2 separate regions of the Homo sapiens genome follow, and region 1 is linked to region 2. Evidence: chromatin loops called from intact Hi-C (ENCODE). Cell type or tissue: PC-3. All regions are shown on one strand. Each heading gives the region's core, and the rest is flanking DNA. Links, peaks and the distances in the headings are about the cores only.

Region 1 (15,460 bases), core at 4,606-12,605, 150 kb before region 2:
AAAAAATGTATCCAGCATTCAGAGAGAAATCAACTTACTCTTAGTGAAGAAGTTGATCAGCATCTTCAGAGTCATGTGGATGATAACAAATCATCCACAAAAGCTAAATTCTCAAGGAATAAGTATATTGGGATATGAAGGTGAGGGTCTTTCCATACGACAGCAATCAGACCAAGATTCCCAAAGATGGTGATGAGATATATTACCAAGAATGCCAGGAACAGGGGTATTTTCCAGTGAGGTTGATATAAAAATAATGTGAGAACAAACTCTGTCAGCAATGTTGCATTTTTCTCTTCCATGTCCTCACTGCATGTCCTCTAAAATAAAATGCAACAAATGAAAGGCAAATTTGCAATGGCATTATGAGTTGAATCTGTGGAAGACGTGTTGAAATAAACAGTGCGATTATAAGAGACCTCTTAGTTTTTTACCATTACCATAAAAAAGAAATCCTATATTTAAGGTGTTAAATAAATGAAAAAATATATATATTTTGGTTTAAAAATTGGGTAGTAATATGCATTCTCTGGTATACTAAATTTATGTGCACACTCTTATGTGGTAGAATAATCCTGTGTCTAGTATATGAATGGAGTTCCTGGGGAACAGGTTTTTGAAAGATCTGGATAAAAATCAATGCAATAAATGCCATGTGAAGATTCTTAAACTTTATATTTCATAATATAAGAATGCACCAAATACTTTCAGATGGGAAATTTCATGCACTTGTGTGTGAAGAGTTCACCAAACAGGCTTTGTGTGAGCAATAAAGCTGTTTATTTCACCTGGGTGCAGGCAAGCTGAGTCCGAAAAGAAAGCCAGTGAAGGGAGATAGGGGTGGGGCTGTTTTATAGGATTTGGGTAGGTAGTGGAAAATTACAGTCAAAGGAGGTTGTTCTCTGGCTGGCAGGGGTGGGGGTCATAAGGTGCTCAGTGGGGGAGCTTTTGAGCCAGGATGAGCCAGGAAAAGGAATTTCACAAGGTGATGTCATCAATTAAGGCAGGAACTGGCCATTTTCACTTCTTTTGTCATTCTTCAGTTACTTCAGGCAATCTGGATGAATACGTGCATGCTTGGGTTCAGAGGTCTGACATTGCTGTCTTCTTATATTAATAAGAAAAATAAAACAAAATAGTGTTGAAGTGTTGGGGCAGCAAAAATTTTGGAGAAATAATGGGCGGTATTTCTCAGGGCTGCTTCAAGTGGGATTAGGGGAGGCATGGGAACTTAGAGTGGGAGAGATTAAGCTGAAGGAAGATTTTGTGGTAAGGGGTGTCCCTCAGACACTGTGGGAAAGGCCTCTACCCATCCAGTGAAAGTTTCTACCCAGATCAAGAGTTATTTTAGTTTCTTGACTCGGGGCACGTGAGTAAAGTCAATTTGCCAGTCCTGGGCAGGGGCAAATCCCCCATCTTGATGTGTAGGGGAGGGAGGGGGCCTGAACAATCCCTGAGGAGTAGTAGAATAGCAGATGGAACACTGAGAAGTGATTTCCTTGAGGACAGATTTCCATGATGGAAAGGAAATGAGAGGTTCTATGAGACGGGCTAGTGGCTTGTAACCTACATGGAAGAGGTTATGAAATGATGACAGAATAGAATGGACCTGTGAGGCTGGAAGGAGATATTTTCCTTGGTCTAAGAACCATTTGCCTTGTGTGGGAAGAGATTGATAGGTGGAAGTTTCAGTGGGGGAGTAAGTGGGAGTGGCCGGTGAGAAGGAGAAAAACTGGCAGTGAGGGACAGAAGTTGGAACGCTAGCTGCTTCTTTAGCTACCTTATCAGCATAAGCGTTGCCTAGAGCAATGGGATCTGATGCCTTTGATAGCCTTTGTAGTGAATGACTCCAGCTTCCTTTGGAAGTAAAGCAGCCTTGAGAAGAGTTTTTATCAAAGAGGCATTAATGATGGAGGACCGTTGTGTAGTGAGGCAACCTCTTTCTGCCCATACAACAGCGTGGTGATGCAGGATATGAAAGGCATAGTTACAGTCAGTATAAATATTGACATGTATTTCCTTTGCAAGAGTGAGAGCTCGAGTTAAGGCAATGAGTTCGGCTTGCTGAGAGGTAGTGGAAGAGGGCAGAGTGGTAGCCTCAATGATAGATGTGGAAGATACCATAGCATAGCCTGCCTTTGCTGGTGAGTGACGATTAGGCCTGGTGGAACTGCCATCAATAAACAAGTGTGATCAGGGTGAGAAACAGGAAAAGTGAGAAACAAGAAAGAAGGAAATACGGGGAAGGAAGTGAGAAACAGGAAAGAAGGAAATATGGGGAAATGGGGTGAATGTCAGGTTGATCAGAGAAGAAACAGTCATGGGGGTCAGGTGTGGTGTCCAGAATAATGTGGGAGGCTGGATTGAAGGAACAATCATAATTGTTGGGAGACTCAACAAAGAGTGAGTATAACTGAAGGAGCTGGGGAGCAGAAAGTATATGCGTCAGGTGTGAGGAAGAAAATAGATTTTGGAAGTTATGAGAACTGTAGAGTGAGTTGAGCATAGTTTATGATTTTGAGGGCCTCTAAAAGTATTAGGGTGGCAGCAACCACTGCACGGAGACATGATGGCCAGCCTAAAACAAACAGTAAGGTCAAGTTGTTTTGACAGAAAGGCTACAGGGCATGGTCCCAGACCTTGTGTAAGAATTCCAACTGCACAGCCCTGCATTTTGGCTGTGTGTAATGAAAACGGTTGGGATGAGTCAGGGAGAGCTAGAGTGGGGGCAGCCTCTAAAGCTGTCTTCAAGGAATGGAAAGAGGAGTAGGGAAAGGATTTAGGATCTGTGGGGTCAGCTAGGTTTCCTTTTGTGATATATAACGGTTTTGTTAGGATGGCAAAACCAGGTATCCAAAGGCAAAAGTATCCAACTATGCCCAGGAAGGAAAGGAGTTGTTGTTTTGTAAAAGGGGTCAGGGTTCGAGGGATCAGTCAGACGCAATTGGCAGGGAGAGCATGTGTGTTTTTGTAAAGAATTATGCCAAGGTAGGTAACAGATGGAGAAGAAATTTGAGCTTTGGAGGGGGATACCCATCTCCTTTGTAAAATAAATGTTGAAGGAGCAGGAGGGTGTCTTGTTGAGAAGATTCAAAGGAGGGGCTATAAAGTAGAAGGTCATCAATATATTGAATAAGGTGAGAAGCGGAGGGGTGGAAAGAAAGCAAATCATGAGAAAGAGCTTGGCTGAATTAATAAGGGCTGTCCCTGAAGCCTTGTGGCAGTACAGCCCATGTAACCTGCAGAGGCTGATAGGTGTCAGGATCAGTCCAGGTAAAAGCAAAGAGAGGCTGGAATGAGGGGTGCAGGGGAATAGTGAAAAAAGCCTCTTTAAGATCAGAATAGAATAATGAGTTGTGAAGGAAGGCATTGAGGACAAAAGAGTGTATGGGTTGGGCACTATAGAGTTGATAGCAAAATAATTTGGTTGATAAGGCACAGATCCTGAACTAACCTGTAAGACTTGTCCGGTTTTGGACAGGTAAAATGCAGGAATTTAAGGAAAGTTTATAGGTTTTAGAAGCCCATGCTGTAGCAGGCGAGTGATAACAGGCTTTAATCCTATTAAAGTATGCTGTGGGATGGGATATTGGCATTGAGTGGGGTAAGGGTGATTAGGTTTTAATGGGATAGTAATGGGCATATGATTGGTTGACAAGGAGGGAGTAGAGGTGTACTATACCTGTGGATTAAGGTGGAAAGATACAAGGGGAGGATGAGAAGGAGGCTTTGAACTGGGGAAAAAGGTGGCAATGAGGTGTGGCTGTAGCCTAGGAATAGTCAGGGAAGTAAATAATTTAGTTAAAATGTCTCGACCTAATAAGGGAGCTGGGCAGGTGAGGATAACTAAAAAGGAGTACATAAAAGAATGTTGGATTTGGGGAGTTTTAAGAGGTTTAGAAGCCTGGCCGTCAATACCCACAACAGTTATGGGGGCAAGGGAAACAGGCTGTTGAAAAGAAGGTAATGTGGATTGGGTAGGCTTCATATTAATTAAGAAGGGGATGGACTTACCCTCCACTGTAAGCATCTGTGATGGTCCAGGAGGCTTCTGAGGTGTTCGGGCAGCCTCAGTCTTCAGCTGCTAAGCTGAGAAGATCCGAGAAGGAGTCAGTCAGAGCCTTGGGCTAGTTGGACAGTCCAATTTCCACTGGGGTCCCACACAGATGGGACACGGCTTAGGAGGAATCCCATGCTGCGGGCATTCCTTGGCCCAGTGGCCAGATTTCCAGCACTTGAAGTAAGATCCTGGGAGAGGAGGTCCTAAAGGAATGCCTGACTGCTGTGGCTTAAGTGTTTTGAAGTTCTTGAGTGCTGGAGTTCTGGCTGGGGTTTCTCTCACAGTAGAGGCAAGGAATTGCAACTCAGAAATACGTTGCTACTTGGCTGCCTCTACTCTATTATTGTACAACTTGAAGGTGAGGTTAATTAAGTCCTATCATGGGGTTTGAGGGCTGGAATTTAATTTTTGGAGTTTTATTTAATGTCAGGAGTGGATTGTGTAATAAAATAAAATGTATATTGAGAATAAGATGGCCTTCTGACCTTTCAGGGTCTAGGGCTGTAAAGTGTCTCAGGGTTGCTGCCAAACAAGCCATGAACTGGGCTGGGTTTTCATATTTGATGAAAAAGAGCCTAAACGCTAACTGATTTGGGAGAGGTTGGATAAAGAAAAAGGAGCATTAACCTTAACTATGCCTTTAGCTCCAGCCACCTCTTTAAGAGGAAATTGTTGGGCAGGTGGGGGAGGGCTAGTCATGGAATGAAACTGTAAGCTGGACTGGGTATGGGGAGAGGAGGTGATAGAAGGATTACAGGGTGGAGGAGCAGAAGCTTAGGAAGAATTGGAGCCTGATTCAGCCTCACAGGGAGTGAACTGAGGAGCAGTCTGGGGATGAGGGGAGAGGTCAGATGGGTTGGTAGAAAAGGAGGATTGAAAAGACTCAGTGATGCTTGGGGTTGGGACTGAGGGGACAGGCGGGAGGGAAAGAAGGAGGATTTGGGATGAGTTGCATTGGGAACAGAGACTAGGGAGGGACCGATGTGTAAAAGAATGCCTGGACATCAGGCACTTCAGACCATTTGCCCTTTATGACAAGAATTATCTAGATCATGTAGGATGGAAAAGTCGAAAGTGCCATTTTCTGGCTATTCGGAACCATTGTCAAGTTTGTATGGGGGTTAAGCGGTATTGCAGAAGAAAATAAGGCATTTAGGTTTTAGATCAGGTGTGAGTTGAAGAGGTTTTAAGTTCTTGAGAACACAGGCTAAGGGAGAAGGAGGAATTGAGGGTGTAAGGTTACCTATAGTGAAAGAGGCAAGCCCAGAGAAAAGAGAGGGTAGAGACATAGGGAGAAGGGGTAGGGGGGGTGCTTGCCCCCAGGAAAGTGGAGAGAAAAGAGAGGGTAAAGACATGGAGAGAAGAGGTGGGGGGTGCTTGCCCCCCCAGGAAAGTGGAGAGAAAAGACAGGGTAGAGACACAGAGAGAAGGGGTGGGGTGTGCTTGTCCCCCAAGAAAGTGGAGAGAAAAGAGAGGATAGAGACACAGAGAGAAGGGGTGGGTGGTGCTTGCCCCCAAAGAAAGTGGTGCTTGACACTAAGGGTGAAGGATCAAGGCAGGCATCCTGGCCATGATCAGACACCTCTGAAACGTGGGTGAATAATCAAGCAGGCATCCTCACAGTGGTTAAACACCAAGGGAAGACTGTCTTCCCAAGTCTGTGACTGGTGCCGGAGTTTTGGGTTCACGGATAAAACGTGTCTCCTGTGTCTCTACCAGAAAAGGAAGGGAACTGAAATTAAGAGAAGGGAGAGATTGAAGGATGGTGCCAAGATTGAAAGGAGAAAGAGATTGAGGGATAGTGAGAGAGGTTGGAGAAGAGAGTAAAAAGAGGCCACTTACCCAATTTAAAATTGGTGAGATATTCCTTGGACTGGTTGGTCTGAGGACCAGAGGTCGTAGGTGGATCTTTCTCATGTAGCAAAGAGCAGGAGGACCAGGGATTGATCTCCCAAGGGAGGTCCCCCGATCTGAGTCACGGCACCAAATTTCACATGGGTCTGTGTGAAGAGACCACCAAAGAGGCTTTGTGTGAGCAATAAAGCTTTTTAATCACCTGGGTACAGGCGGGCTGAGTCGGAAAAGAGAGTTAGCAAAGGGAGATAGGGATGGGGCTGTTTTGTAGGATTTGGGTAGGTAGTGGAAAATTACAGTCAAAGGGGGTTGTTCTCTGTCTGGCAGGGGTGGGGGTCACAAGGTGCTCAGTGGGGGAGCTTTTGAGCCAGGATGAGCCATGAGAAGGAATTTCACAAGGTAATGTCATCAGTTAAGGCAGGAACTGGCCATTTTCACTTCATTTGTCATTCTTCACTTGCTTCAGGCCATCTGGATGAATATGTGCAGGCTTGGGCTGAGAGGCCTGACAGGAAATGCCATCATAATATATTTTTTAAATTTTTTGATAGTGTAGAAAATATGCTGTGGGATGGGGAAATTGGACTAAGGGGTACTAATTAGAAACTTGTTACTAAGATCCCAGTGATCCCAATCAGATCACATATAAAAATGATCTGGGAGTGTGTTTTATGAAAAATATAGATTGTGAGAATTTAATGTAGAAATTGATTATTTCAGAAATGAGTTCTAGAAATCTGCATTTAAAAAATACCCTCAAGGTGATTCAAATGAGTGCTAGGTGTCTTGTCCAGGTGTGATATTACATTGGAAAAGATGGTAAGACAAAGAAAAAGATTCCAAAGAATCTAGAATGTAGATTCTCTAGTATTCTGTGACATATTTGGTGGGAAAGAAGTGGTAATAAACGAGACAAAAGTCACTTGGTGACTGGGTAATAGGTCATTAAATATTGAGGATGGGAACTCAGATGTGCTGGCAAGTTCTTGGAGTAAGCATCCTGCAGCCAACTAGGTGAGATCCAATCAGTAATATGAGTCTGTTAGAGCTTAATAGAAATAATTACTTGGAATCTTTGTGGTAGTCAAAGGTGTAGTTAATGATGTATCCACTGGAGAGTAACAAAGAAACAAAAAGAGTGGCAAGAAAATCAACTGGAGCAAGTTATGTTAAAGAGATAACAAAGTGGACATATGTCCTAGGAATGGCCAAGATGTGATCTTTTTTGCTATCCAAGTCTTGGTGGCTGTCAGAGGTTACCTACTGCTCTAGAAGCCAAAAGAACTAGAACTCATTTTTCCATTCTTCTTGTTTGTATAGTGAAGGGACCTGATCTAGGATGGCCAATGAAACACGCTGATCCTACATTCGGAATATGGAGAGAAAGAGAAAGGTTTTGGTTTCAAAAGCAGCCTGTGTACTCTTTATATCTAAAATAAAAGTTGAAATGCAAAACATTTTAAGAAGCATATTAAAAGTTTATGAAGGCAATGGAGGCCATTTATTAAATTGCCAACACCTGGAACCCCTTTCTACCACATGCGTTTTGGTGGCAGACAAAGAATTTCACCTAGATTTGTTTAATCAAAGCCACACTACATACAGTTGGATATAGAGAGATAGAGACAAATGTACATGGACAACAAAAAAAATAGTGCAAATGCAGTTGAGGCAAAAACATTAAGATCCCAGCATGTGCATCCTGTATCTACAACAATGCCATTGAAAGTATGAGCTGTGTCATTGGAAGTACAGCAGCGGAAACAGCCACTCATGAAGTTCCTGTTGGGAAAGGATTTGGGCTGCTGGCTGGCTGCTTTACTTCCTTGTGTTCCTGCCATTATTTTCTAGCTGATTTCTCCACCTTCCCTACCATTTCTATACTGGAATCAATATCCATTCAATAACATTTTACATTGCAACCCAAAGCCCTAGATGTTCAAAAGTGTAACAAAAGAGATAGTAGAAAAGGGTACTGAACAGAGTGATCAAGGGAAGAAGCAGGAGAGAACTAGAAAGCTGAGTGTTGTGGATGGACATAAAGAGAGGTAAGATCAGTGTGACCAAGTGAAGCACAGGGAAAAATGACAAAATAAATGCCCTAGAGGACAAGGAGTGCAGGGAATTCGCTGTGTATACAAATGAAGTAATTTTTAGTGGCCTTAGTGAGAGGAGTTTCCCTTATGTAATAGAATAAAAGTCAGCAATACAAAGTGAAGGGGAAACAAGTAGCCCAGCAGTGAGGGGATGAGGTACAGTACTCTACGACATGTGGAGAATAATTGGCATTTGTCTGCTGCTCATAAACTAATGTTTTTTTCTCCAGTACAATATTTAAGAAAAAGTTATCAAAAGTAAAGATTGACAAGTGAAAGGAAAAAAGGCATAGGAAATGTGGAAATGGAAATTTGCCTAGGTGAAATAAAACAAGGAGAAAAAAATTAGTCACAGAATAATCACATCATAGATGGTAAATGCGAGAAAGACAAGTCAGTAAAGAAGGAGACAGAAAGAAGTACCCTGGTGTTCTTCCACTCATCAGAGCCGTATCATTTTGGCACATTGGCTGGGAAAGGAAATTCATTCATCAGACTGGTGAGTATGGAGTGGATCTCAACTTTAAATCTGATCTTTAATTTTAGGGCACTCTTCCAGCTATCCTGTTGCCAAACTTTCTTTCTCTTTCTATCTACAGTCTCTTAACCCTGTCTCTGCGTGTCTAATGTGCAGGAATCTTTACAGTTCAAGGAAACAGGTCTGTTAGAAAAGATCACAAATCACATCAGGCAGTAACTCAATAAACATCTCTCTCTACAGTTTCTCTGGTGAGCACATGGTATTTCTAAGCCACCTAGCGGAAATAAAAATCCTCTACATGAGGCACACTTTGTTCCTCTTTTTTCATGGTAACACCGCAGCTTCCTTTTACACTGTTAGACATCAGGCTCTGGGCCTCTTATGGGAAGGGGATGGTTCTGCCTTTAGCAGAGAGGATTAAGATGTCTTCTGTAGCCAAATGTTAGTCTTGATATTGTCCCCCTCACAGGAAAATGGCCATTTGGTTCCTACATTCCCTTAAGGCACCTATTCTGTCCCCTATTAAGACAGTACTTAAATTAATAAGGGGATTTTAAGTCTGAAAGTTAACTGGAACGATTCTTCTATGGGTAAATGCTTTAGCATGGGCTATAACAGCAGGATTTAGAGTTCAATCCAGCACACCCCCTCCCTTAAACGGGCCTTGCCCAATTACGTGATTTTTCTTGAAATCCATTTATTTTTTTTTTTTTTTTTTGGAAAGCACACAGGTCACACAAGTCTAGGAGGTCAAAGGGAAATAAAAGGAAGAGGACTAAGGCTCCTTGGGGACAGCATGACTATGGCCCAAAAGTTTAGTTCCTCTGGTGTCATGCTTTGGAGGGTCATGCCTGCAGTCATGGGCGGCACATTGAAATGGGTGCCTGGATTCAGGATCCAAGGAGAGAAAATAGTTGGGGGGATGTGCTCTACTGGATCACATACCAAAATGAAGGAGACTAAAAGAATGCTTTTATTCTCTCTTCTTTTTCTAAATGGGTAACAGATCATCTTCAATATGCACTCCCCTGGAGTGTATTTTGAAGCACTGGGACTCCTTTGACCTTAAACTTTGAAGAAAAAGTGGCTTATTTTCTTTTGCACAAGGGCATGGCCTTTCTTACTACACCTTTGTAAGTGTTGCAAAATTAACCCAGCTCTTTTAGCAATCATATCAGGCAGTCATAAAGAGAATAATTCCCCAAAATTACAGGAGCAAGTTCCAGGGAAACCATCTGAGGATTCCCTTGTTTGGAGCTCCTTCAAGTTCCCTTCTCATTTCAGGACCTTAGACAAGTAAAGGGAGACTTAGGCTGATTTTCTGACTCTGATAGGTATACAGAAGCTTTCCAAAATTTACCTCTCGTATTTAACCTCTCATGGAGGAATGTTATGCTGCTCCTAAGCCAAACCCTAACTGCAGCTAAAACAGGCAGGTCTGCAAGCAGAAGAGTGTTTTGAAGATAAGCAATATGCCTCCTACAGTAGGCTAAAAGAAAAAAGAGAAAATAGAGAAGGCAAAGAAATAGGGGAAACACGATTTCCAGTAGGAAAAGAGGCAATACGTCTTAACAACCCTAATGGAACTCCTTTCTATGGCGTTTTCCTTCTTTCATGGTTTAAAATGGCTTCTATCTCTTTTTTAATGTTCTTCCAATCTGGAAAAAAACCTTAAAACACTTGGCTTAGAGTTGAGCTAGGTGGGAAGAAACCGAGAAGCCTAATATGCTGGCAAAAGTTTAAAAATTTCTTACCAGTTGGGCTTTTGAATTCTCTCTCCCTGTGCAAGCCGGTAAAAGGGATAATAAGGATCATTGTTTATCTCTGTAAATTTATAATTAATGACAAAAGATTTGTGAGATTGTTCTTAAGCTGTAGACTATCTGGTATGCTTTGCATCTCTTTCTGTATGGTTCTGTCAAAGAAAACACATTTTACTTCAGGATGCAGGCCAAGGACCCCATAAGCCTACTGTTTGAGCCAACCCAACAAAACGGTCAGTAACAAAGTTGGCTACAAACCTCCGTCTTGTTTCATGTCTTTGGGAACATGACCTGTAACCGCATGGCAATACTGTGTTTTAGTCTCCGCCATTTTACAATGGTGGCTGTCTTCTTGTGCTAAGTCAGTTCCTGGGTAAGGGCCACAAAATCAGATAAGCCAGTTTGTCAATCTGGGTGGTGCCAGTTGGTCCATCAAGGACAGGGTTTACAAAACATCATAAACACTGGTCTCAAGAGCAGTTTAGGAAGGTTCAAAATCTTGTAGCCTCCACTTTCATGGCTCCTAGGCCATGGTTTCTAATCTTGTGGCTTGTTTCTTGGTCTGGTCCCCAGGCAAGAGGGTAGTATATCTTGGGAAGCAGCTGATATCATCTTTGTTTTAGACTATAAACTGTAAACCAGCCTCCTCCCAAAGTTGGTTCAGCCTATGCCCAGGGATGGGCAAGGACAGCTTGGAGGCTGGAAAAAATATGGAGTTGTTTTAGTTGGATCTCTTTCACTGTCGCTCGGCCAGAGTCTGCAGGACAGACTCAGCAATAACCTAATTAAGACTCATTGATTTCACCTGAGAGGTTGCTTTCTGTAAAGTTCAAAGGCTGAAAATCTTAACTGCTTGGCATGGCTAAAGTCAAGTAACATGGGATTTGAAAGGATTTTCTTAAAGAGTGCTCAGCTTAATTAAAAGTGGATATTCAATTTATAGGTATATTTAAAAGGCCTTTTTGTTTTTCTCTTCTTGGCTCTTGTTTTCTGAAAATGTCCTCTTTTCAGTTGACTGAATTATTTTTCTCGATTTTTTGTCTTACCACTCTTAATGAATTCATGGGAGGCCTTAAGATAACTTATGGTAGCGTGGGACTCCTTGGGAAAACAGAGGAGGCCTCACAGACCTCATTTTGGGGAAAAAAAAAAAAACTATTTTCCTCATGAAATCCCCAAAATTAAAAGCAGGTAGTTCCCTGTCAGAATCAAAATCTTTATTCTGTTATGCATTGTGTTATCTACCATTTTGAGTTTTGGGGGTAGAAAATTACTTCACATTATGAGAGAGCTTTGATGTGTAATAAATAGGTAGAAAATACACTGTAAATGATGGCTAATAGTGGTTATAAATCAGAGAAGCATGCCCTTGGCCACCTGAAAGATAAGGAAACATCCCCACCCCACACTAAGAGATATGCTAGTTCTGTGCAATTTTATCCTACTAATTCTGCCAGGTAATAAAAGTGAGTAGGGTGCCCATAACTCAGAGGTTTCTTTGTTGAGGAAAATCAAACCAATGAACTTCATAGACCCCCAAAGGGAAACTCTATATCTTGGATTAACACCTCTAGTAAAGTAGAGGAAAACCTACATGAACTTAACAGTCAAATCAAAATTATTGACAGGCTCAGAGAAAGTGCAGGCCTCAGCCCTGGGTGGCTACTATCCCTCTTTAATGAATTCCACTGTTCTTTATGGAATTGGCTAACCCCTTTGGTAAACCTTCTCTTGCTTATATGTCTTGTATTAATATTTGGACCCTTTATACTCAATATTATAACTCAAATTGTTTCTTCTCATGTAGAACTAATCAAGCTCCAGATGGTGCTGCAAACTAAACAACACAAGGACAAGCTGTTCTTCCAAGGACCTTAGATCACCCCCAGGAGGAGCCCTAGTGCTGTTCCCCATCTGATGTCCCTTTCAGCAGGAAATAGCCAGAAACAGTCATCACCCAAAACCCCCTAACAGCAATTAGGGTGATATTTCCACAGGTGGGAATGTGGTAGGATTTATTAAGAAATTATTTTAGACAGATAAAAAGGAAAAGCAATCCTTGAAAAGTTTTTGTTTCTTTTTAAAGCAGCTCCAGAAAAGTTTTCATGTGTGTCCATGTCATTTTTTCCAATTCAACGAGAGACAAACAACCCTGGTGTTCCTCAACTCATCAGAGCCATATCACTGATACAGGAAATATAAAGAAAAAATGGTAATAATTCCACGTGGATAAAGTGGAGATCTTCAACTGGGCATTGTAGATTTAAATGTGTATGTGAAATACAGATTATTCCACAGTGTGCTATGGACTTCAGAATCATAAATATTAAGTCACTGTAAGCCAGTTCTAGTTTTTACAATTGAAATTACACTTTATGCCACAGTTTCCCACAATATGCTTCACTTCTGACATTTTATGCAAACTTCAGTTTGTATATAAAATTAGATGTTTTTCATCAAGAAGAATAGCTAATGGATGCTGAGCTTAATAAGTAGGTGATGTGTTCATTTGTGTAGCAAACCACCGTGGCACACATTTACCTATATAACAAACCTGCACATATACCACAGAACTTAAAATAAATGTTGATTTTTAAAAACTGAATGCTCCATGTATACCTATGTAACAAACCTGTACGTTCTGACATGTATCCCAGAACTTAAAGTATGATAATAATAAAAAAAACTGGATGCTTTTAGTGTTTTGATTAGCATAGTCTCATCCGAGTTAGTCATGATTTTAATAAGGCCAGTGATCTAGATTCCCTTCATAAGCCAATCCCAAGTAAAATTGTCCACGTCATGAAACTGTAGCTCAAACTCCAGATATTTTCCTAACTTTCAGGTGAGTGGAAATCTGATGAGAAATTTTATTAGGCAAAGGTCAGGGGAAAAGAGAAGAAAAAACAAAGACAGTCTTGCAATGTATTCCCTCATAGGTGGTGTTCTTACACTGCCTTCAAAATGTCATTCTACCTTTCTATCCAATTAGAATGTGTGTGTGTGTGTGTGTGTGTGTGTGTATGTGTGTGTGTGTGTGTATTTTTTCCATAGAGTCTGTGTGTGAGTCAATGACTAACTTAACTCCAATTGCTCCTTCTGTCTATGTTACCACCAAATGAGTTCTTCTTGCCTGCTATCTGGTTAGAGCCAATTATCAAGACAGGGGAATTGCAACAGGGGAAAATTTTAATGCACACAATTCCAATTTATTACCTGGCTAAATGGGAAAGCAGAGTTTAATTATAACTCAAGTCAAACTCTCCAAATAGTCAGAGGCTAGAGTGTTGGTTCTCTTTTCTTTTCCTTTTTCTTTTCTTTTCTTTTCTTCTCCTTTTCTCTTTCTTTCTCTCTCTCTTTCTTTCTATTATTTATTTTGTTTTTTTTTTTTTTTTTGAGACAGAGTCACTCCATCACCCAGGCTCAAGTGCAGTGGCAGGAAGTCTGCTCACTGCAACCTCCTCCACCTCCTGGGTTCAGGTGATTCTCGTGTCTCAGACCCCCAAGTATCTGTGATTACAAATGTGTACCCTCACGCCTAGCTAATTTTTGTGTTTTTAGAAGAAACAGGATATTACCATGCTTGCCAGGCTGGTCTCAAACTCCTGACCTCAAGTGATTGGTCTGCCTCAGCCTCACAAAATGCCGGGATTAAAAAAATGAGCCACCATGCACGCCAAAGGCTAGGGGTTTTTAAAGATACTTTTTCAGGAAGAGGGTTAGGAAATGGGGAATGCTGATTCATTGGTTTGAGGATAAAGGTGGGCCCCAAGCAAGGAGGAGGTTTGCTTTGAGGGGGGGCTCTTGTCGTCTTTGTTTCAAAGTCAAACACTATAAAGTAAATTCTTCCCAAATGTAGTTTGGCCTACACACAGGAATAAAGAAAGTCAGCTTGTTTAGAAGTACTGTCTAATTTTCCTGTTTCAGATTCACTGACAAAATATTCCTATGTGAGTTTTTTCTCATTTTCATAATCTTTGCAATGGCAGTTTCATCTATATTTCTCTATATTATCCTCTAACTCATAACTCTGAGTCTACTAAGGCTTTTGTTCAGTTATGTTTTCACCTGTAAGAATATAAAAAAAAATCTAGTCAATTACCATATAAATTCAGTTCATCAGATCAACTAAGCCTGCCTTCTCTTTACCAATTTTTGCACCTTGGTCAAAATCTGAGCTCAGAGCAATAGTGAAAAATATTCTCTCCCAAACATATGCCCCAGAAATTTTCTGTGGAATTTCTAATTCTTCTTGGATCATATGATTTAGGACTCTTTGATCTGTACCAGTTTATTCACATGATCCTGGAACCTAGTGAAGCCTGTAGCTGAAGCTAAATGTTGCATACCTAAGACAGACAGCAAAGATCCAATCCCTCAATCTTCCAGGGAAAGAACAAAAGTGCTGAGGAAATAGGAAATAATCTCTTAGAATCCATCCCCAAAGTATTTCATCAAAAACTCACTTGTCTGTCATGCAATCAAAGAAAAAAGGATAAACCAGTCTCTGAATATAAGGCAAGATTAGAGGTACTATTTGTAAAACATTGTGGTCAATCTATGTTCATTTCAGGAGTAGAAAATCCTTGTTCTATTCAATGATAAGATCCACCCTGAAATCTTTAATGTAGTTACAAAACAAAAACTGGAATGATATGTGAATGATGAGGCCAAATAATTACCAAAATATTTTACCTATTGGCATAAAGACTATTTTGATTTGGTTGTTTTGAGATTCCCTTTAGAAGAGAAATTTAAAACAATCTCCATTTGTAAGAGATCTACATATCTGGTCCAGGAAGAGTAGTAGGACTAAACCTCTAAATAATGGAGAAGGTAGTAACTTTATCTACATCACAAAACCTACCTTTGTTTAAGGTGGTTATCTTGGCTGTCTTGTCTTAACTGGGTCTCAACACTCTTTTTGTTTATTTGTTTTGGAAAACTGTGGTACTTAAGTCTGAAATCTAAGCACTGTGACTTTAACATGTAAATATTCTTACATGTCTACTGTAAGGTATGAGAACTTTATATTTTATATGCAAATTTCAAGGACACATCACATCTGAACAAAAAAGAGGCATTTGTAAATGGGTCAAATGAAAAATAGTAAAAACATTTTCCAAAAATATTAATAAAAAGCTTTGGTCATCTGGGCAAGACATCTTAACTTCTTCCAACCATGAGAAGAACAATTCATGTCTAG
Region 2 (14,971 bases), core at 6,972-14,971:
ATACTGACATCTGACAAAATTAACAGTATTCTCTCAACACTATCTTATAACTAGTATATATTCAAATTTCTCCATTTGTTTCTTATCTTTTACAGCATCACATTGCATTTGTTGTCTCTATCAAGACTCTTTTGACCCAGAACAGTCTCATTTCTTTCCTCTTCCTTTTCTTTTTTAATTTTTAATGAAAATGATATTTTGGAGAGACTGGGCCAATTATAAAATTGTCTGGTGAAATGTTTCCCATTCTGGATTAATATGCATTCTTTAACTTGTTTTCCTAATTCCTGTATTTTTCTTTTCCTAGTGAAAATCATATTCAAAGGCTTGATTAAGCATTTTTTAACAATATGCTACATAGAAGATGCCATTCCTTCACAGTGCCTTGCATCAGGAACCACATAATGTCTGTCTGTCTCACTAACAGTGAGGCTAAACCCAATCCCTGGTTTATTGCAGTAACAGCCAGATCTTCCTACTGTAGCGTTATGATTTGTCCCTTACATATAGCAAGTAGTTAATTACATTATACTTTGGCACTTTGAGAATATCCAGGTCCCCATCATTTTTTTCTCTCTCCTTCCTCCCTCTCACACTCCTCTCTCCTCCCAGTCTCCTTGTTGTTGTAGGTTTATACTTTTTTGTTGTTGTTACCTTGAGAGAACAGACAAAATATGTGTATATGTGTTCAACTAGATGTCTTTAATGCAAAGCTCAAGAACCTTCTCTTTTTTTTATTTTACTTTATGTTCTGGAATACGTGTGCAGAACATGCAGGTTTGTTACATAGGTATACGTGTGCCCGGGTGGTGGGACTGTAAACTAGTTCAACCATTGTGGAAGACAGTGTGGCGATTCCTCAAGGATCTAGAACCAGAAATACCATTTGACCTATCAATTTTTTAGCTAAGATTTTTAACATCATTTGATGTTCCTTGCCAGAATCAATTATGGCATTGCAGAGTTTAAACGGTAACTTTAAAATTCTATAACGTGCTTTACATTTTTTAGCTGGCATGCCTTAACACAACAACAAAAAGAGAAAAAATGTGGCAAAATGTTTTCAAATTTATCATAAAAAGAAGAAATAGAAATTTAAAACAAATGTCTAAATATTGTTTAGATTTCCTTGACCTTGCCAGAAGTTCACAGCAGCTTCTCCAAGTCCCCCAAAGCTCAACTTCCTTCTTATATGTAGTCAAAATGTTAACATAGTATTAAGGAAAGATTATTTGGAATTGCTTAATCCTTCAGCCAACGAATATTTCTTCATATGTATTATATAGTAGACTGTGGTCTGGAGTCTTCTTTGAAAGAGATGAAGCAATTAAGTTGCAAATTGCTTCAAATTTTATCTGATTTATGATTCCTGTTTCTCAAACTTTGTAGAAATTTTTTTTTTATCCTTAATGGTCAAATTATTCCTTACCGTAAAAACATTGATTTTAGGCAATGCTACTTTTTGAAGCCTTTCTCCTATAGAAGAATTTTACAGATAAATGTTTTTTACATTTCCTGAGGCTATTTTTAAAATATATATGTATTTCTTTATTAAAAATTATTATAATCTATTTATTGCACTTTTACATTTAACTTTCAACAACATTTATGCATGTAAAATATCTTAGTTTCTCAATAGTATTGGAGCTCCTGACGTTTCTCACGTTACGATGATATAATGAAAATAATTCTGAAGTGGTCATATTGGCTAAATGTGACAATGCAGTTTATGACAGTGATTCTCCCATTGGCTTGAACATTTGTTGGTTATGTAACTTTGGGAAACTCAGATCTTAACTTGCTCATAAACATAAAAACTTGTGTTTATACATTGATTTGAAAGTACACTCTGTAATGAATTAATACTTTCACATATATTGAATCACTTGATTAGCTCAACATACAAATGAGTGCATATTATTATCCCCATTTTACATGGAAGAAGTTAAAGCAGTCCCCACTTAAATTAGAATCAAACACTCACTTTTTTTTGTCTTTTAGCACTAGCAGTTTTACTGGAGTCTATTGTGGTCTCTTTTAGCTTCAGTTGAGACTTAGGTAAAATAACAAGGCTTCGGATTTGAAATCTTGTGTTTTTCTACTTCTCTAGGCTGCCTCCCTTGTAAAGGAAGGAAACACTACCTCCCTTCCATCTTCCCAAAGCTGTTGAAAGGATGAAATCATTCAGATGAACACCACTTAAAAACCTTGAAGTAATATTTAAATATGAGTGAGACTTTCTTATTAAGAATAAAGAATAATTCAAAATCTGAAGATTAGTACTTACCCCACCTGGTTTATGTTAACTTAAATGAGATAATATATTAACGTGATACAAATATTGCCAGATAGTTCTCCAGGTGGCTTCGAAACAACCTAGTTCTCTCCCTTTCCTTGCTTGTAGTCTCGTAAATAACTGTAGAAGTGTTGGGTATGCCTCATCCTGAAATAAGGAGGAACCTGCTGGAACAACCTGGGTTCTGTTCCAGTCCCTCCTAGAAACAGGACATCCTTCAAGGCTTTGTCCCAGCAATTCATATAATCTCCCAGGATATAAACCAGGGCAGGCTTCTTTCTAGGGTCTCTCAGCTGTGGTGCAAGCAGGGCATGCACAGACAATACTCCACTCAGTCTGGGAAGCTTTCCTGAGCCTTGGGAGACTGGCTTATCATGAATCCGAGCCTTCTGTGGTCCCTTTATAACTATCTGCAAGTAATAAATTAGCTTCATGGAATTTATAGTATATTTAGGTGTTCTGTCTCACCAGGCTGACAAATTGGTACTCAGTGCACAGGGTAACTCTTCACAAATGCCTGACATATATTTATATGTCTGGAAAATAAATAAATTCTCTTCCCACTCTAAGGTTATGATATGCATAAATCTTACATCAATGCATTTAAAACAACTAAGACTATGTGTTTCCTTTATCAAGCATGTATTTAAGCACCTGCCATATGCCAGGCCCTGTCCTAGGCTCTGTGGTTTTATACCTATTCAACTCACTATCACTGGTAATTACTAGGAAAAGTAATAGACTTGTTAAACTGTCATAAAGTAATTCACTGGGTCTTCATTTTTAAAAATAGTAGGCATGAGAGATTTTATTTTCCAAGATATGACTGCAACAATATGTTCTATCTTACATGCTCCTTAGCAATGTGGCCTTCGCACTCCCCCATTAAAAGGGGAAGTTTAAATCCCCTCCCCTTAAATTTAGTCTGAGCTTAATGACTTGCTTTACCAATGGAATGCAGCCAAAGTTATTTGGTGGGACTTCCACAGTTAGGTCTTCCACTTCTGCTTCAGTCTCTTGATGCTAACACTTAGATTCAAACTTGCATACTTTGAGAAACTCAGGATACATGAAGAGGTAAGGTACAGGCACTCTAGTCTAAGCCCAAGTTGAGCTACTAGATAATAGCTACTGTCAGCCATATGAGGGAGCCATCTTGACCTCTAGCCCAGGAGCCCCCTAAGATGACTGTATCTCCAGGAAAAGCCTGACTTCAACAGCATGCTACACAGCTATGTCAACCCAAAGAAATATGAGATACAAAAGTAAATTGTCTTTTAAGCTCTCAATGTTGGTGTATCTTGCTAGATAGTAAGACATAGCTGGAACAATGTATCAAGTTGTTCTTTTCAATGAAACATTATACTCAATATATGGGAGGAAAGGAGAAGGAAAGGAAAGGAAGCTATCATTTTATCAGTTCAACTGAATTATTTTAGGCCTTTTTGTTGGATTTGCTAATAAGATTGGCAAATATATAATTCTTAGTAATCACAAAAAATAAAATATATCAATTACTGGAAAAGTGGTTATTCATGTCCTGAATAAATAAAAGTCAATCTTCATTTCAGGTTTTAATCAGTCTTCTAGAATTTGAAGTCTCTGGGAGACACAGAGGACGTGAAGTCCTAGGCATCAGAAGAGTCTGAAAAAATATATTTTCAGATAATTTTAGAGTTGTGCAAGGTATAGCATGCCTTTCTGGAATGCCTTGAAGAAGATAAACATGAATGTGAGGACCGAAAAAAAAAAAAAAACTTGAATAATACAAGAACAGAGCAATGCCCATCTGAATGGTCAAAAAGTCCTAAAATATAAAAGATTAATATTTGAGAAATTAAGGAGGAAGGAGGGGAGGAAGAGAATAGAAGAAGCAAGAGAGGAGGAAGGTAGAAGTTTGTGTAAATGCAAACTATCATGGACGGAAGAATGGATAGATTAAGAGAGCAAAATTTATATGGGATGGCCATAAGAATATTTTAAGGAATATGTCTTAGGGGGCATATGGGTGGATCAGGCTGCTCTATAAGAGGAATCATGTAGCCATTCACATACTCAGAGGTCAATGGAAACCAGATTTATTCTTTGGCTTTTTTATTTTTAGCTGTATCTGGAAGAAAAAAATGCTATGAGCTGAATATATTCATAAGAGGATAAGGTCGATCAAAAGTAAATCAAGCTATTTTACAGAAAATCATTTGTAAATGTAGATTTTTTTGTCATAGTAGTGTTGCCTGTTTTTGTAAATGAAACTTTATAGTAGGTGTTTGCGGCTGGCTTATTAGACTCTGTATAATGTTTTTGAGATTTATCCATGTCATTGTGTACCATTAGTTTAATGAATTTACTATCATGCTGTAGTCCATTTTGTGAAAACACCACAGTTTATCCACCCTCCAGATCATGGGCATTTGGGTTGTTTCCAGTATTTGGTTATTTTGAACAAGTATGAATTTGTCTTTCAGTGGACATATGCCCTCATTTCCCTGGGTTTTTCACCTAAGAGAGAGCAACTGCTATTTCATGGGATAAACAGAGTGAGTAGCATAACTAGCTTATTTGACAGATGTAGTTGATGATTTCTTAACAACTCCTCTATATCACAAAAATATCCTCAGTAATAATCACAAAATAAAATAAAACAAATAATGATCAGGAAAATAATGCAAACAATGAAAATTTTCATTTATTGGACTTCATATTATGATACTAAATCTTTTTAATTACAGTATAAACATGAAAAAGCAACAGATTAATTCCTTTAATTACATTTTTTTACAGAAAACTAATACATTTACATTTTGATCTGTCACAGTGATAATTAATATTAATTTCTGTTTTCACGTCTCACTTTTGCAAATTTGTGAATGATTTTCCCAAAATGTGTCTTCTTTATGTATTGATATACAATAGATGCCATAACTAGGTTCATCAATAGTTTCACTTATAGTTGATTGAAGAACTAAAATATACTTTCCAAACAAAAACATTACACCTTGCAATTTGCATTCTAGTTTGCAGTTGTAAATTTTAAATGCAAATAACATTTCAAGTTATCCTATACAATGACAAAATCAAAGAAACTCGAATTCTATTTAGCTCTATAATCAATGTGCTATCATTACTTTTATTCCAACACCTAAATGTAGGAATGTGTAATACCAATGGTATTGGAGACACAGAAATGCAACCAAAATAATTCCAAACTGTTATGGATTTACTCTTAAAAGGAGTCATATAGCTGAATTCTCATGGGACTAGAGCAAACGTAAAGCTGGAAGTTCTCTGAATAAACTTCTAAATAGAATGTAATGTTTACTATGTTTATGCAATAAAACATTCAAAATTGAAACACAATACATAGGAGTAATAATAGGAAGTGTAGCAATGTTTTGAAACTTAAACCAACAAAATACTTTTTTAGGGGTGGATATTTTATTACTGACATTTTTTAATTGCTGGAAATTGATGATAATAAAAATCAGGACTACTTTTGATCAATTTTATTATTCTTTTAAAATTTCCCATGAATAATGAATCCTCCTTATTGCTACCACACAAGAGAGATCAATTCTACAATCCAGCCTTTAGTATATCACTGCACAAAGTTTAACTTTAGACAATACTGAAGAAATGTCATTTTTCTGTCATAAAAGATGATAACACCTGTTACCTTTAGCCACTTGGCCCCAAGTGAAGATGCACATCAAATAATAAAAGTCCCAGTTTTCTTGCCACAGGAAAGAAAAGAGGGGTCCAGGAAATTGGGAAATTAGAGGGAGATCTCTGTTGGGAGCAAGCCCCCCAAAGTCTGGCCATAAACTGGCCCCAAAACTGGCCATAAATAAAATCTCTGCAGCAATGTAACATGTCCATAATGGCCATAACGCCCAAGCTGGAAGGTTATGGGTTTACGGGAATGAGGGCAAGGAACACCTGGCCCGCTCAGGGCGGAAAACCACTTAAAGGCCTTCTTAAGCCACAAACAAAAACCTGAGCGATCTGTGTCTTAAGGGCATGTTCCTGCTGCAATCAATTTGGCCCATCCCTTCATTTCCCTTAAGGGATACTTTTAGTTAATTTAATAGCTATAGAATCAATGCTAATGACTGGTTTATGTTAATAAATACGTGGGTAAATCTCTGTTTGGGGCTCTCAGCTCTGAAGGCTGTGAGACCCCTGATTTCCCACTTCACACCTCTATATTTCTGTGTGTGTGTCTTTAATTCCTCTAGCGCCGCTGGATTAGGGTCTCCCAGACCGAGCTGGTCTCAGCAGATTTCAGAGAGGGAGGAGATTGGGAAAGCAACCCCATTAAGTTGTTTATGAACTCCTGGCTCACCTTTAATCTTTGTGTGCATGGATCAGATCTTAAACTTTCAGAACTGAATTAAGAGACAAACTATCACCCAGATGCCACAATGGCCACTGGGTGGCCATTCTAATAGGTATGAGGTAATATCTCATTGCAGTTTTAATTTGCATTTTCCTGATGATTATGATGTTGAGCATTGTTTTATATACCTGTTGGCTATTTGTATGGCTTCTTTTGAGAAATATCTTTTCAAATCCTTGGCCCATTTTTTTATTGGGTTATTTGGGTTGGCAGTGGAGTTCCCAATTTGATTGAGGATAATTGACTGCTGACTGGGTTATTTGTTCTGTTGTTACTGAGTTGTGTGAGTTCCCTACATATTTTGGACATTAACCTCCAACTTTATCATATGTATGGTTTGAAAATATTTCCTCCCATTCAGTAGGTTGCCTTTTTACTCTGTTGATTGTTTTCTTCACTGTACAGAGGTTTTTAGTTTGATGCAATCCCACTTGTCCATTTTTGCTTTCATTGCCTTTGCCTTTGGGGTCATATACAAAAATCTTTGCCAAGACCAATGTCAAGATTTTCCCCTATGTTTTCTTCTAAGAGCTTTATGATTTGGGGTCTTATGTTTAAATATGTAATCCATTTTGAGTTTATTTTGTGTAAGATGTGTGATAAAGGTCTAATTTCATTCTGTTGGTGGATATCCAGTTTTTCTAATACTACTCATTGAACAGACCGTTCTTTCCCCATTATGTGTTTGTGTCACCCTGTGGAAGATCAGTTAATCATATGGATCTGTTTCTAGCTCTATGTTCTGTTCCATTGGTATATATGTCTGTTTTATGTCAGTAATATACTGTCTTAATTACTATAGCTTTGTAGTATATTTTGAAATCAGGAAGTGTGATGCCTCCAGCTTTGTTCTTGCTCAGGATAGCTTTGGGGTCTTTGGTAGATTCATATGAATTTTAAAATGCTTTTCTATTTCTGTAAAGAATGCCACTGAGATTTTGATAGGGATTGCACTGAATCTGTAGAATTCTTTGGAAAATATGTGCATTTTCACAATATAAATTCTTCCCATCCAAGGTCAAAGGATGTCTTTTCATTTATCTGTTTCTTCTTTAATTCCATTCATCAGTTCTTTATAATTTTCAGATTTAGTCTTCATTGGTTGTATATATGTGTTTTCATTTTAATTAAGAATACTCATTAGTATTTCTTATATGGCAGGTCTAATGGTGATAAATTCTCTCATTTTTTTTCTCAAGGAAAGATTTTATCTTTCCTTCATTTTTATAGAATAATTTTTCTGGGAATGGTATTTTTGCTAACCAGTATGTTTTTTTTTCTTTCAGTACTACAAATATGTCATCTCACTCTCTCCAGGCCTGCAAGGTTTCTGCTGAGAAATCCACTAGTGGTATCACAGGGTTTTCTTTACATAGGATGAGTTGCTTCCCTTAAAAGTCTCTTTGTCCTTAACTTTTGACAATTTTATTACAATGTATCTCAGTATGTTCTCTTTTAAGTTGAACCTATTTGGAAACATTTGAGATTCTTGAATCTGGATTCACAATTTCCAAATCTTCCCCAAATTAGGAAGGTTTTAGTCATTATTATTTAAATTAGCTTTCTGCTCCCTTTTTCTGTCTGTTTTCCTTAAAATTCCATAATGCATTTATTGGTTTACTTGATGGTATTCCATAAATCCCATAGGCTTTCTTCACCCTTTTTCATTATTTTTTTCTTTTCTTCTCTGACTGGATAATTTTAAATGATCTCTCTTTGAATTTGCAGATTCTTCCGCTTAACTGTGTGCTGTTGAAACCCTCTTTTGCATTTTTCATTCCACTCATTGTATTCTTTAGCTCCAGAACTGCTCTTTGGTTCTTTTTAATGATTTTCATCTCTTTGTTCAACTTCTCATTTTTTTCATATATTATTTTCCTGATTCCACTAAGTTACCAATCTGTTATTTTGTAGCTTGCTGAGCTTGTTTAAAACAATTATTTTTAATTCTTTGTCAGGAAATTTGTAGATCTTCATTTCTTAGGGATTCATTAGTGGATTTTTTTGTATTCCTTTAGTGTTATCATGTTTTCTTGATTTTTCCAGTTCTTTGTAGCCTTGCTTTGATGTGTGTGTATTTGAACAAGGAGTTACCTCTTCCAGACCTTACAGATAGGCTTCAGTTGGGAAAGATCTTCACCACAGATGGGTACAAGGGTGCTGGTCAGATGGGGTGCAGCAGCTTCTACTCTAAGGTGGTGCATTGGTATGAAATTCTAACAGCTGCATCAGCTGAGGTCAGTGTCAGCAAATACTATGGGGGCACTTGATGGCAAAATTTGTGGGTGTCCATGGCAGCAGCAATAGTTTCTTGGGCCCTTCTGTTCTCCATTTCTCCCACAGATGGAGTCTTCTCTGAGAAATATGGGCATATTTCTCAATGGTACCAGGGCCCAGAAAGTAGGTGCATGCATAGCAGTGGCAGCACTGGAGCCCAGGGAGATATATTAATATTAGAGACAAAAAGGTCAGGTGGCAATGGAAATACAAAGGGCAGGAAAATGCAAAAGTAGCTCTGAAGCAAAAAACGAAGAAAGATTTTGAAAGGGAGTAATTAAAGATGACTCAAAATCTCAATCCTGGAAAACAGGGACCTTATTGGTAATCTTAATGAAATTCATAACATTGGAAGATCATACTACATTAATAAAGATGCATGAGATTGATAGCTGATATTAATTTTGTCAATTATGGTATCTTCAATGTATCAAACATTGTGCTAAACATACAGTCTCATAAATTCTGACTTTAACCTTAAAAGATAGGTCCTAGTATTATTCCTCTTAACTATATATAAAGTAACTGACTCAACAAAAAATCTTAGGTCATTTTCAATGTTCAGACAAGTAGTAAATGGAAGAATAGATGTTTGTACCCACAAAAACTGACACCAAATATCCCAATAAAGATTATCGCTATTGTCTCTTCTTAACCACTGTGTTTTATTGCTTCCTCAGGGGTCTCAAAAGTCACCTACATACATGTGCTTAATGAATACAGAAGAGGAAATTGAAGTCCAGGAAGTTTAAGAAACTTTTTAAAAATCATGCAGTAAGTACCATATCCAGTCCCAGAGCCATGTGCCCTAGTGTTTTATTTAGTGCCCTTTAGAAACTTTACTCATAACAGGTACTTCATTCTAATAGAAAGCTTATTTTTCTACAATGTTCACCTCTGTCTCTTACCGTTCCCACAAACAAAATGCTGTTCTTAGGTGTAGGTAAAAAGTGAAATCTTAAAAATAAATTAGTGTTCAATCAGAGAAACCAATAAACCTCATTAGTCAATTATTCGAGGTAAATAATTGCATTTTCCTCAATAACGGGGTGTGTGGGTTTTTTATCTGAATCATTTGGTATTATATCATTAATCTTTTCAGTTCATTCTGCCAGTATTGGTAAGTGAAAATTATTCACTACAAGTGCTGAATAATTTGCATTTACCAATACTACATAAGAAAGTTTTCCTAAGGAGGCAAATTCGAGACAATAGTAATTTGGATGAGAATGTGTATCCTATGCTTCCATCTAGTGGTGGTCTTGCGCTATTACACGATGATGAAGACTGCTTTGCTTTAGTGTCATCCTCTTGCCTGTAAAACAGAGCAAGATTCTTCAGGTGTCCTCACTCGTATCACAGCTGATTCTGTATGCCAGGAAGGATGTGATAAGAGACTGAAACAAGGGTCGTGGGGGGGACGATGGTCTACTGGGTATGAAAAAACGATGATCTACTGGTTATCTGGTAATTCTGGGAACTGGAGAGGAAACAGGATTTCTGAGTGAGAGCAGGGTTTTTTGGAAGGATAGCAAATGCCCCCTACTGGCTGCTCTAGGCATGGCCAGTTATATTTCCAATGCATCAAAGCAAAACAGTTACGCGCAATTTGATGACGGGGACAAACTCAGAGAAATGCGTTGTTAGGTGATTTCCTCATTGTGCAAACATTGTAGAGTATACTTACACAAAACTCTATGGTCTAGCCTACTGCACACCTATGCTATATGATATTACTCCTAGGCCACAAACCTATACAGCACGTTATTATACCAAATACTATAGGCAATTGTAACACAATGGTACGTATTTGTGTATCTAAACATGTATAAACATAGACAAAATAGAAAAGGTTCAGTTAAAATGCAGTATAAAAGATGAATTGTATAGGGCACTTACCATGAATGGAGTTAACAGGACTGAAAGTTGTTCTGGGTGAGTTAGTGAGTTGTTCTGGGTGACTGAGTGTGAAAGCCCAAGACATGACTGTACACTACTGTCAACTGTACACTTAGGCTATACTAAATTTATACAAAATATTTTTCTTTCTTCAATAATAAATTAACCTTAGCTTATTGGAGAACTGCAGTCATATATGTGGTCCATCACTGACCAAAACGTCGTTGTGCAGCACATGACTGTAAATATGAAAACTAAATTAGTTGATCACTTAACCTCTCTAGTCCTAGCTTCCTCTGCATAAAAGAGAGCAGGAGAGACATTAAATGTAGTCTAAATGATTTCCAAAAGTCTTTCCCTATTAAGATTTTATGACTCTACAATTTGCAAATCAAGATATTTTGCCTAGATGACATCCTGCAGACACAGTGGGAAATTTATAGAAGCTTGGAATTTGTTGTTGTTGCTGTTGTCAGATCCAGTCTAAATAAGACCTTAGCTTTTCTTTTGTTTTCTCTTTATAGGCAAAATAATGGCTACATACCCCAAGATTGGCGACACAGCCATCCTTTCCAAATTTTCTCTTTATGTCGCTGCCAAAGAAATAAAAACTGGCTGACTGACATCATCAGAGTGGAAGAAGAGTAAACAGGAGACAATTTATGCAAGGGAGAGCTTAAACTACTACGAAATTCTCCAGTGACCCTGTGATTCATTTTGTTTCCTGGTAGTTACCACTTTCTAGTTCTGACAGATGTGCTTTTCTGCTTTTTTTTTTTTTCTTAAGAAGCTTACTGAGCTTGCAAAGGGAAGCTCTAAAGGAATAAGGTTAAGGAGCTAACTCAGCATCAACAGAGGCAGATGCCTTCTTGTAATTGAACTAAAACCCTTAGACTTTCTGTAAGTCAACTCTCTCTAGTGTAAGCCATTGCCTTATTTTTATTTTTATGCAGACCATTTCCCACTTAAAATTCATCATCAAAAAACAAACTGCTTTTATTTCTTCCTTAATGTTTATAGCGATATAGATAGTCTAGCAAAGATTATTCAGTAAAGAGGTCAGACAGATTCTCATCATGATTCATCCCTGCGATGCAGAAGGAGACACCAGGGCATCCTAACATAATTTAAGTGACAGTGAGGAGGCATATGACTTGACAGATATTTCCGAAAAATAAGTGCCCCAAATAGCTCCACTGAGTCCTGTAAAGAGGACATCTTCTATTCCAGTGCTTCATTCCTTCAGATCAAAGACCACTTCGTGAAGTCTCCTCTTCAATCTTGCTTATTCTTTATCAGCTACCAATATTTCTTTGCGAACGTAAAAGTTTAGCAGTCATCAAAGGTTGTCTCAAGATGATAGGACACAGAATTTTGGTAAGGAGAATGTGCAAAGCACCAATTTGCCTATAAATGAGAATCTCACTGATTTACCTATGAATGAGAACTGGCTGTCATGGAGGAGTACTATTTTGGGAGAATGTAAGTATCGTGGTTTTCTTTTGTTTTGTTTTGTTTTGTTTTGTCTTGTTTTGTTTTAAAATGGGATCTGAGATCAAATAAGTTTGAGAGACACAGAATTCAGCAGAACAAAGCAGGCTTTTTTTTTTTCAACTGAAGCCTTGAACGTGTTAATATTCATTCATTATTTAAGAAATATTTACTAATACCAACTATACTTCAAAGATAATTATAAGTGTTTGGGATGCCTCAGGGAACAAAACAAAGATCACTTCCTTGCAGAGCTTACATTCTAGCCGGATAAGACAGATTATGAACAATAAACATAATGTAAATTATATAAAACATGCTAAGCAGGATGAAAGGTAGATTGGTAACACAGGTTGTAGGAGGAAAGAAAGAATACGGTATTTTTAAAAAGAGTGGTCAGGGTATACTTCATTCAATAGATGACATTTTAGCATACATTTGAATTTGTTAAGGGAGTTAGCCATATAGATATCCAGATGAACAATATGTCAGGCAAGGGTGACAACCAGTGCAAAGGCCCTGGGGTAAGAGTGTGACCCCTAACAGAGTAATAAAATGTATAATGTTTCCCAAACTCATTTAGTACATAACAATTTTTCACAAAATGCCTTCAGTGTAGCCAAGAAATACTTTGGGAAATGTTAGTGTAGATGTTGCTTACTAAGTGAAGAGGGGACGAGGTAATAGATAGTGCTAGGGCCGAGGGGTTGGTGCCCTGGATCTCGTAAGAGCACTGAGGTGGAATGTACTGAAACAAACTTTGACCACAGTGCGGTCTTCCAACAACCAAAGTGACAGTAGCTTAAGATGGGCAACTTTTCCTACATTTCTTCCATTGGCTCTTCAAAGAAGGCTTACTGGCTCCGAAATACCTGAAGAAAATGCTTCAACGTTTCTAAACATTACAGAAATTAAAATTACAATACTGATTGAATTACTTAACATTTAAAAGTCTGATAATACCAATGTTAAAAAATATTTTAAGAAATAAGAACTCTCATTCACTGCTAGTGGGGAAGTAAATTGGTACAAGCACTTTGATGAGCAATATGATTGTGCTTAGTAAATTTGAAGGTGTGAAAATTATTTGTCCTAGCCATTTTACTTTTAGGTATTTATCCTAAAGAAACACTTACACATGTGTACAAGAAAATATTTATAAGAATTTATTGCAGGATTGTTTATAATAGAAAAATAAGAAACAATGCCCATCAACAAAAATACGAATAAATGCAATGTTATGCATCCATACTGAAGTGCCATATAGCAGTTAAAATGAATTAACTAGAGGCACATTTATCAACATAATAAATCCCTAAGCATTAAGTTGAAAGAAAAAGTAGCTTTTAGTAGTAAAAGTAGAATATGACACCACTTATATAAAGTTTTAAAACATGCAGAAGTTTGTACATTATTTATAGATACATACATATACAATAATAGTATAACTGCATATGATTATAAACACTAAATCGAGCCTAAGAAGAGAAGCAAGGATTTATTACATCATTCTGTATATTTGTAATCTTTTATATTAAAATATATTTTAAAGAGAAAAGACATGCTTAAGAAACATAGGAGAAGGTTTTAATGCATGGGCTAAAAGAAGCCATAACCCAAACCAAAAGAAATAAGTATGATTAAGCAATTACACAAAATAGAAGGTGTCAAGGACACAAATCAATTTGAGGAAATTTAAGAATTTCTCTCACAACACTATATTTCTGGGAAGAAAATGGCTTTCTTCCTAAGTCCTAGTAAAAAGGTCAACCGTTGCTGTGTTGCTCACCTTGTGCTATTCCAGTTGAAGAAGATTAATTTCAATGACATGACCATTTATTGGTGCTTTGCATATGTGAAGTAGAAATATTTTCTTAAATATTTTCTCTAAGTATGCAAAGCACCTTTAGGAGAGTGTGTGGCTATAATTTAACAGTGACAGTGTGTGCTTTGCACACTGACCAGGATTAAGTTCATTTTTATTAACTGGGTTGCTTGCTATTAAATAAACCTTAAATTAAACCACTTTTGTTATCAATGAAATAAACCATCATCTTAAAATATGATTATTTACCTTAAAAAAAATAATTTTATTTTGTATTCATGCTAAGGCAGTCTGTATGGCATTTGGGGAGGAAAAGATTCTTTCTGGATTAAAAGGAGCCATAAGATAATGGAAAAGGTCTTCAAACGTGTAATTAAGATTAAATTAATCATCTTTTTTTCTCAATAAGCATATTATTTTGCTGAGTCACTAAGTATATTTAAATGATATTGCATTGGATTAAGAGGATTAATGCTTAACCTCACTTCTTTGTTTGCTTAGGACTGCCGCTGAGGGTTTACTGAGTATGGATTGAGCATCACACTAAAAACCTTCCCCGGAAAAAGGGACCAAAGGATGTAAACTGAAAATTTTAAAAATCTGCTTTGTTTTCCTCAAATTGCTGAAGATCCAGGTAGATATTTGCCTGTAAGTGCTGTGAGTCAATTTAATCTGCTAAAACAAAGTGCAGCATTGAAGACAATGTCTTTCTTTTTCCCCTAATGCATTTCCCCTGACATGCTGTTTGTTTTTTAAAAGACACATGAAGAAGAAACTGTGATCACAG

The links. Hi-C counts contacts between places; a loop is a spot of excess contacts. Peaks named below come from ENCODE experiments on the same cell type or tissue, not always from the same donor. Only the 100,000 strongest peaks of a DNase experiment are listed, where the experiment ranks them.
Region 1: a loop joins it to region 2, with 9 times the contacts of the local background. A loop is called at or near these places in 11 of 110 quality-filtered maps.

The regions. Positions count from the first base shown.
Region 1 is chr3:98,182,053-98,197,512 of GRCh38, reverse strand. It overlaps LOC105373998 (a long non-coding RNA gene), which reads left to right and starts at 8,655. Exons shown (of 3, transcript XR_924256.2): 1 at 8,655-8,739; 2 at 12,062-12,251; 3 at 12,341-12,779. LOC105373997 (a long non-coding RNA gene) reads right to left here and starts at 6,154. Exons shown (of 3, transcript XR_924254.3): 1 at 5,903-6,154; 2 at 4,015-4,089; 3 at 762-1,107. It also overlaps the pseudogene OR5H5P. In PC-3, for the core only: CTCF peaks have their summits at 8,757 and 12,134; no DNase peak of the experiment used is centred there; H3K27me3 peaks cover 609 bases.
Region 2 is chr3:98,035,037-98,050,007 of GRCh38, reverse strand. GABRR3 (gamma-aminobutyric acid type A receptor subunit rho3) reads left to right here and starts at 14,693. Exons shown (of 10, transcript NM_001105580.3): 1 at 14,693-14,818. RefSeq lists an enhancer at 10,369-10,663. In PC-3, for the core only: CTCF peaks have their summits at 10,106 and 10,305; DNase peaks (open chromatin) are centred at 10,247 and 10,547; H3K4me3 peaks cover 842 bases; H3K27me3 peaks cover 952 bases.